2 separate regions of the Mus musculus genome follow, and region 2 is linked to region 1. The links are chromatin loops, found by intact Hi-C in ENCODE. Cell type or tissue: heart. All regions are shown on one strand. Each heading gives the region's core, and the rest is flanking DNA. Links, peaks and the distances in the headings are about the cores only.

What was found. A loop is a pair of places that touch in the nucleus more often than their neighbours do. Peaks named below come from ENCODE experiments on the same cell type or tissue, not always from the same donor. Only the 100,000 strongest peaks of a DNase experiment are listed, where the experiment ranks them.
Region 2: a loop joins it to region 1, with 2.1 times the contacts of the local background. A loop is called at or near these places in 1 of 42 quality-filtered maps.

The regions. Positions count from the first base shown.
Region 1 is chr3:108,145,682-108,150,067 of GRCm38, reverse strand. It overlaps Gnai3 (guanine nucleotide binding protein (G protein), alpha inhibiting 3), which reads left to right and starts at 3,916. Exons shown (of 9, transcript NM_010306.3): 1 at 3,916-4,180. The coding sequence starts at 4,063. It overlaps Gpr61 (G protein-coupled receptor 61), which reads left to right. Exons shown (of 3, transcript NM_001305461.1): 2 at 1-316; 3 at 896-1,747. The coding sequence ends at 74. In heart, for the core only: CTCF peaks have their summits at 1,966 (motif pointing right) and 3,891; DNase peaks (open chromatin) are centred at 1,987 and 3,917; H3K4me3 peaks cover 1,033 bases; H3K27ac peaks cover 1,776 bases.
Region 2 is chr3:107,752,975-107,757,360 of GRCm38, reverse strand. It overlaps Csf1 (colony stimulating factor 1 (macrophage)), which reads left to right. Exons shown (of 9, transcript NM_007778.4): 2 at 622-744; 3 at 1,868-1,930; 4 at 3,459-3,629. The region is part of intron 1 of Gm40121 (a long non-coding RNA gene); the gene reads right to left. Among named protein-coding and RNA genes, the nearest start is that of Csf1, 5.3 kb to the left of the region's middle. In heart, for the core only: a CTCF peak has its summit at 2,521 (motif pointing right); DNase peaks (open chromatin) are centred at 660 and 1,000; H3K27ac peaks cover 285 bases.

The sequences.
Region 1 (4,386 bases), core at 104-4,103:
AGCAACTCACCAGCGACATCATCATGTCCGACAGCTACCTCCGTCCCGCCCCCTCACCAAGGCTGGAGTCATGACGGACACCAGGAGGGAAATAAAGCTTGGGACTGGTTTATGATTTCAAGGACTGCTTTTGCGGCTGGCTGGGGTCTGGGCTAGGGTCTCTGGACTTAGCTTTTGCTTGGTGTTTCCTGGGTCAGGCCCAGAATCGACAGGATGGACATGTGGCAAAAAGCCTTGGACTTGGCTGGGATCTTTGACTATTGGGGGAGGGAACCTGGGTATGGTGAGACGTTGATGAGAGAAAAGGGTGACAAAGGTGAGGGAAAGCCTTTCTTCCAGTGTACTCTTCAGGCCTCGGGAGACAGGGAAACTTCCTAAGGGTAGGCGGTGGAGCAGCAGGCTAGGAACAGTTAATCTGGGGACTGTTGAGGTTGACCTCTTTCCAGAGTAGTAGTCCAGACTAATGCTTACTCTGAGACAAGGTAAGAAAGCGGCCCACATCTTCTCATTTGCCATCTCGGCAAGTGTTTCATGAGTTAACAGATCCCTTCCTAAAGTTAATGTCTAGAGTGAGAAGACCTGTAGGGGTGAATTGGATTTGGCCAGCAGCAAGGAAAAATTGCAATCAGGGTAGTGGAGGAGAAGACAGAACAACTCTGCAACTCTCTCCTATTCTCTTTCCTGCACATATGAAATCAAGTGTGGGTCCTGACCTCAGCAGAGATGAGCAGGAGGCAGGATGCCCTTTCCCTCCTTGTCTTTTGAGTAACTAGGAATGACTCGGGGGTCAGAGAGCTGAGGGTGGGTGTTAGCCTTTGAATTGGTAACGTGGCTGGATACAGAAAGGCCAGGTAAATTACTCTGATCAATAATACTGCCAATCTTTTCTTTCCAGGACTGGCCTCCCCGATCTATCTCCTCATGGCAGTGACCCACTTCCAGCCCCCTGGACATTCGGGTACAAGAGACTCAGGTCGGGCAAGGGAAGGGTGGGGTTTCCATTGTCCATGAAATGTCTCCCTGTTCCCCATCATTGCTCTCAAAATTAGCTTCTGTGACAAAGACTTAAATCTGTCTCCTACCTGCAGCCCTAGGTTGGAGAGAGAGCAGAGAATTGGGCCTTGCTGCTTATTGATTAAGACTATAGGGGCTGTGTTGGTTAGTATCAGCAATGGTATTTTCAGCGGAAAGGGATTAATTGCAAGCTGGACAGGTTTCCCCTCTGGGTCCTGTTCATTCCATTTCCCTCAACTGAATACTAAAGGGTCAAGGTAGAACCAGAGGGGGATGTGGGCTATAGCTGAACAAATTTCTGGCTCACTCAACATGAAAGGGGGAAAGTGGGTTGGGGTGGAGTAGTTTCCCCTTTGAACAACCAATAAATTTTATGATAAAAAGTTATATTAATATCAACACTGACTCCTTCGGTTCTATTCAATGCATGAATAGCTGAACACCAACATCCCCCGGGGCATACACATATGATGTGCCACCTCTGCCTTCAAGGACTTCACAGGCTAACTCGACCAGATATTTGTATTTTTGTAGAGCATTTAGGTCTGATAAAGTTATACAGTAAGGAAAAATTATATCTATGGTTCTGACTTTTGAGAATATATTGAAGTTGATGCATAAGAGACTCCATGCAGATGCGGAAAGTGTGGGGAGTGTAAGCAAAACTCTCTAGGGAAGAAAATAATCTACTAAATAAAACTGGGCAAACAGCTTTTTCCCTCTTTGGCTTAGGTACATTTACAGGTTTCTGTCTTCCTATCATTGGTGTTCTTCTAGTCTGGAGCCTATTACACTGAGGAAATCCTTTAGAAAGTAACACACGGCAAATGGGAGTCCTTCCAACTTTAGAGCCCTTCCCTTTCTTTTGAGATAAAGCTCATGCTGAGAGGTCTCCTTCCTAGTACATCATAGGGAAAACTTTCACATACTATTACTCCACCAATCAGCTAGTAGGACCCAGAGACTGCCAGTAGGTGGCAGTGTGAGCCCAGCAGACAGGAAACGTAGACATGTAGGGTGAGAGAGGGATGTGAGAGAGAGAGAGAGAGAGAGAGAGAGAGAGAGAGAGAGAGAGAGTTAAATATTGCTTGGCAGCCATTTTGTTAAGTTTTCCTTTTTTAACTTTGCCCTTCAACCCTTGCTTCACATTAAAAGGAAGTTTTAAGAGCAAGGATATTTCTAAGTCATATTGAAATAAGCCGACACTGAGATCTTATTGCCATTAACTAGCAAGCTGCCATGTTTTCCCTGGCTGTAGGAACAGATCATAAAGGAAGTAAAACTTTCCTAGTATTGTGAAGAGAACTTTCTCCACAACTTTTGCTATGGCCACTGTCCAGGAATTTTCTAGTCACTGAGACGGACTGGTAAAGTTCAATATCCAATCCTTACCTCCTGGAGGCGGTTCCTGGACACAATCTCCCTTACAAGCCGAGGAAGCAACAGGGTGAGATGATCCATCCTGCCAGTTTTGCCAACATCTTGGTATCGAGGTGACTGCCATCCAAAAACCTTAGATGCTCTGTTGTCAGGGGTCTCCCAGCTATACCTTCTAGAGAGGTCTGGTAGAAAGAGGGCGTGAAGTTGAAACTAGACAGATGTACTTACTGTGTGGACGTGGGAAAGCGACTGAATTCCTCTGAGCCCATTTTCTCATTGGCGACAATGGGGATTAATATTACCTACCTCACAGGGTTGTTGTGAGGATTAAGAGATGAGACATGGAAGTGCCTACCTGGCAAAAAGGTACTCAATAATGTTGTGTTTCCCCCTTTCCTCTTGACCCTTTCCCCCCTAGAAGTGATCAGAAAGGAAAAGCAGTTTCTTTTGGAAATGAGTGGGAGACTTTCCAGACTTGGAATTGACAAGCATTATGGGTGACGTGGACGAGGTTAATCTAATTAGATGGTTCTAATTAATTAATTTTCACTATAGACCTTTCTCTTGGGAATTTGTAGCTTAAGTTACCTCCTACTAGAGAAATGTTTTAAATTCCAGGGAAATGTTTCAATGGCTGTAAAAAAATGCCCCTTCTTAAAACGGGTGTTGAGTCATTGTGGGTCTATTTAGTAGGGACTTTAGGATATTCTTCACAGAGCCAATATTCAGGAGATAGTAGAAAGACAACTTTTACCAAACTTCCCCCTTTCTGTGGCTATCACAGAGGAACTCTTGTTAGATTAGAGATTAGCTCGTTTATTTCTGGGTATGGAACTAAGTCCTCAGGTTTACCTGGAAGAAAGGGAAGCGTGGAAATATTATAAATGAATTACACCTAGTTTCATATTCTAATACTTACTACCTATTTTTCACTCTCTATTACTTGATGCGGTCGAGTGATCCTTTGCCAACATAGGAGTGCCAGGCATATGTACAGCTCACAGAAATCCATACGTTGTAGCAGAAGGACTAATATATACTTGGCATAATGGGTGTAGCCAGAGGAATGGGTGAACATCCAGGCTGGGCAGCTCAAGGATCAGACGGAGGGAACTTTGGCTGAAGTGCCCAACACGCGGCTCTGGACAGAGACCTGGGCTCCAAATCACAGATGAAAAGGAAAAAAGGTTTTTTTGTTTGTTTGTTTTCTGGAGAGGGAGGCTTTTCCCAACAGCAATTCCCAGAGGACTGTGAGCTCTCATTTGAGAATCTGATCCTCACCGCCAAACCTCCAGAGCACACCACGTGCTGGAAGTCCCGCTTTTTCTACACTTGGAATCCAAGTCCAGGAGCCGGAGAAGTAAAAGGGTATTAAGGCTGGGAGGTGCGGAGCGAAGGCTCGCCATCACTCCACGGGGACAGTCAGGTACCAGGGAACTTCCGCTCTCCGTACCACCTCCGCCTCCCACTGGCACAGCGCTCTAAGTAGTAACGGCCGCTGGGCGTCGCCGGAAGTGTCGTAAACAGCACACATCCGGTTCTTCCGGGAGCTAGGGGAGCTGACGGAGAAGGCCACCGCCCAGCAGAAGACCCGTCTCCGCCGGTGTGTGGCGATTCCCGCGGTGTGTGTGAGTGAGCCCGGGCCCGGTCCCCTCTCCCGCCGCCGCCATGGGCTGCACGTTGAGCGCCGAGGACAAGGCGGCGGTGGAGCGGAGCAAGATGATCGACCGCAACTTGCGGGAGGACGGGGAGAAAGCGGCCAAAGAAGTGAAGCTGCTGCTGCTCGGTGAGGGGCTGGGGGCGGAGCTGGAGCGCTGGAGCCGGAGAGCCCGGCCCCGGGAGCAGCCGGAGCTGATCGGGGTCTGGCCAAGGCCGGCAGAGAGGACCCCAAAGGGACAAGGAGGGGATGCCCAGCAATGGGGCGGGTACTGGGCTTGGCGACTGAGGCCCCGGAAGGCGTGGGGATTTCAGGTTGGAGAGGGTGTAACCCGG
Region 2 (4,386 bases), core at 309-4,308, 390 kb after region 1:
GAGTGTTTCTGGCTTGCAATCTGAAAGCTAGTGACTGACCACAAGTTTGAAGGCAGCTTACAAGGTATCTATTTGTCTCAGTGTTAAAAGTTAAAAGGATAGAAAATCTTACCCTTGAGTCTCTCAGTCACTAAAACTTATACTGGTTGGCACACCACCAGTATTATCATTAGACATTCTCTGTAAGATGGAAAGGTGGCTCATCATTTAAAAACACTTGTTGCTCTTGCAGTGGATCCAGGTTCAAATCCCAGAATCTAGATGATGGTTCACAACCATTCATACCTCCAGGTCCAGGAGATTCCAAGAAGGAAGCACATAGAGTGTGTGCATGCAAGCAGGCAAAATATTCATAAACACAAAACAAAAACAGTAAGCCTTTTAAAATTGTCTTTTAAAGTACTCTGTATTGTTGAGCTGCTCTGGGTTAACCTCAGAAGAGTTCTTGGAGAAGATGGCATTTGGGCTATTACCAAGGGAAGAGTGAGGTGGTGCCCTGGCTGATAAGAATCTAATGGTGCTGCAGCATGGGAATGGGGCGTTGTTTCTTTGCCCTTAGTGGGACATGGGGGTAGCTAGGGAGAGGAAGTGCTGGAAAGACATGACTCCCTTCTGTTATAGACATGGCTGGGCTCCCGGCTGCTGCTGGTCTGTCTCCTCATGAGCAGGAGTATTGCCAAGGAGGTGTCAGAACACTGTAGCCACATGATTGGGAATGGACACCTGAAGGTCCTGCAGCAGTTGGTGAGTATGAGACCATGCCTTCTCCTCACTGAGGAAACTGAGGTAGCAAGCCAGAAGGCAGAGTCAAAGAGAGGCTTCCAGAAAACAGTCAAGTGGATAATGGCTCTCCTGGTACTTCTCTCATTGATCTTTTTAGGTCCTCCCAACCCCTTAGTCTGGGTCACCTGTAGTGACTAGGGTGGGCTTCTAACTGCTGCCTGGGTTAATGGTTGTCCAGGAATGTCCACTATGGATTCTAAACTGCTCCTTGACCCTGCTCTGACTCAGACAATGCCTCCTTTGGGAAGTCAGCCCAGTCTGCCTGCTGGGTCCAGATGGTTCATCCTGCTCCTGGATAGCCAGATCCCTGAGCGCCTGGCACCAGGGCCCCACCCAAATTTAGATGGGAGGCTCTAGCCTAACTCTGCGCCTTCTGCCTTCATTCCCCTGATCCTTGCCCCTGAGGTTGGAATGCCCTGCTCATCTGGGCCAGGAAGGAACCCAGGTCCCATTCTAATAGGCTTAATGCAATCTTCAACAATTCTAAATGTCATCTAGCCAGGCAGGATCCAGTTGTTGTCATGGTTCCTGCTCCTCTCACTAAAGAATTTATTCCACAAGCCCGGCAGGGTGGGGCACCAGTGGGTAAGGCCATGTGCAGAGCCTGAACTTGGGCCCCCGAGCTGACCTTCCCAATCTCCCTTCTTAACAGCACCCTATGCATGCAGCTTCCATGGCAGGCCCAAGGCCATGAGTGCTGTCGTGGTCTCTGCTCCAGGGAGAGGCAAGGGCTAGAGACCCAGACTCCCCAGAGCTCAGCCAGCCTCTCCCTGAGGCTTTTCATGATAGAGTGCTTACCACCTTCCAGAAAAGATTACATCCTATATTTTCCTAGAGATAATTCTTCCATATACAGACTAGATTGTGCAATTTCATAGGTCAAAGTAGAAGTGTCTGTTGTTGGCTTTTAAGTACTCTGGGTATTTGGAAGATACAGCTTTTCCCCAGCTGTGGCTCTGTCATTTTGGCATTGTTTTAGGGAGGTAAAATTAAAACATCATTCACCCCAAAACCTGGGTTCCCCATCCTGAAGCTGAGTGGACCTGTAGGTACTATGTAACCACTGGCCTGTTCTATCTCACAGATCGACAGTCAAATGGAGACTTCATGCCAGATTGCCTTTGAATTTGTAGACCAGGAACAGCTGGTGAGTAGCAAGTGTCTGTAAGGTGCTTAAGTGAATATTCACGGCCCGCTCTGTGTTGGCATGGAACAGTATGAAGGCAGCAGAAAACCTAGAGCAGACAGGATGAGGGTCCCTGGGTGCTCAAGTGTCAAGTTCCAGCTTGCAGGGCTGGGTAGGGTCCAGAGCTTAAGTCCTTCTGTTTCCTTACTTTGACCTGGTATAAATCAGGTACTTGCTAAATGCTAGGCACATTCCCCAATTAATCCTAACAATACAATTCTGAGGTCCACAAATATTGCTTGTTACCCATGCAGAGATTAAGGAGCATGCTTAGCCAAGTGATAGAGGCCTAATTTGAGCCCAGGAATGTTATACCTTGTAAAGTAAAAAATGTGCTTTATTTTTTAGATCACATCTTCTCCAATCCACTGGCCAGAGACAGGAAGGCAGTCTAGCCTGGCTTTCTACCCCACACCTAACTGACCAGCCACCCAATGCAGCCAATACTGCCTCTCTGCACCTTAGGGTGCTGTCCCTCTCTCCTCCCCAGTCCCTTGGAAATTTTCAGGGGCTTCTTGACTTCCCTGATTCTAGGGCACTCTCCATCTTACCACTAGGGGGAGCCCTCTGAAACCCCAAAGCCTTCACTTATTTCGCCTTACTTGTCAGGAGCCCCATGGCTCCAGGAGAAAGCACAGTCTAGTTCCAAGTCTGCAGTACCTACCACACCCTACGTTCATTTCCCTCCTCTGCTTCATTCTGCTCCCCAGCTTTTGCATCAGCTCTTTGTGATGTCTTTCCATCCTTTCCATGTGCCCCGCTGATCCCTGTGCTACACACCTCCCTATCTTCAAGCCTCAAGAGAACAGTCAGGCTACCCAGAATTCCTTCTATCTCTGAGCTCTCATGCACTAGACCCATGCATCTCTGTGAACATGCCATGGCCTGCATAGTCTCAGGGTTTCTTCCATCCATTCTATTGCTCCTTCACTTGCACCATGGCACCTATTTATTGGATCAGGCACTAGAGATACAGAGATAAAAGTAGTTTCTGTCTTTGAACCAACTACTGTATCCTTGGAGACAAAACCCAAGGCTACACTTTTGACAATGAGGTAGTCCTCCCTCAGTATTTTTATATTTTGGAGGTTTTGAGGGGGCCATATGGCAAAAAAAAAAAAGTGGAAGTAAGCTGAAAGGAGAGAGGAGAGAGAGAGAGAGAGAGAAAATGCTAAGGGGCAGCAAGGCTGAAACCCACCCTCCCCTGTGTCTCCTGAATAAAGCTGCATTGCAGAAAAGCTCTCTCCAACCAGAATCCACCTTTCCTTCACGCCAGCCCAACTCTCCATCATGGTTGATTTAAAGAAAGAAAACAAAACACAGGCCAAGGGTATCACCATCCTCATCACCAGGGTGGTGTGTCCCTTCCTCAGATTACAGGGTGACAGGCTACAGCCCTCTGTCTGCCTAGGGTGTGATCGTCTCATATAAAGCCTGGGTTTCCAGGCCACCATGGCCAGGTGCTAACCTCCTGGTTCCTGTATTCCAGGATGATCCTGTTTGCTACCTAAAGAAGGCCTTTTTTCTGGTACAAGACATAATAGATGAGACCATGCGCTTTAAAGACAACACCCCCAATGCTAACGCCACCGAGAGGCTCCAGGAACTCTCCAATAACCTGAACAGCTGCTTCACCAAGGACTATGAGGAGCAGAACAAGGTAGGGTGGATTCTGGGGCTGGAGCACCAGAGAAGGGCAGAGGGAGGCTACAGAGGTCCCACCCTGCCTCATATGCTCACCGAGCCTGAACCTTACTAACTTACTCCCTTGCCCATTCATTTCTTATGCCATCCGCCTTTATCAAGCATTCATTAGACAGAAGGCACAGTGCTGGACCCTGAGGATATCCTTGGAACAAGAAATTCCCCTTCCCACCCTTACAGGGCTTATAGCCAAGTGAGGTAGACAGCTGTTAAATGATGACACCTATAAATATGATCAGAAGGGCTCTTCATTCATTCAGTAAAACCTTACTGAGTGACCATCAAGGGATGTTCTGAACACCAGAAATGAGCTGTGATTTTAAAAAGGGGGGGGGCAAAAATCCCCACAATCATGACGAGAGGAGGGGTGCTGAGGCAGCTAAAATGAGCAAGTATGTGAATGGACAATGATGCTAACAGCATTGGAGAAGTGTAGAGCAGCAGGTGAGGGGCGCCCTGGGTGACAGTGAGAGGAACAGGAACCCGAGACTCTGAGTGTGCGGTGAGGAGCTAATGTAATGAGGATGCAGAGGGGAAGAGGCAAAGGCAGCTTCTAAGCAAGAAAACTTTAGCCGGCGCTCCAGCGTGAGGAAGAGCAGTAAGAGCCACAGACAGAGAAACAGAGTGGGGAGTGCTATGCTCAAGCCCTAGGGTAACCAGAAAGGTTTGCATTCAGAAATCCAAAGCGGCTCACCATGGCCCAGGCATGGGGT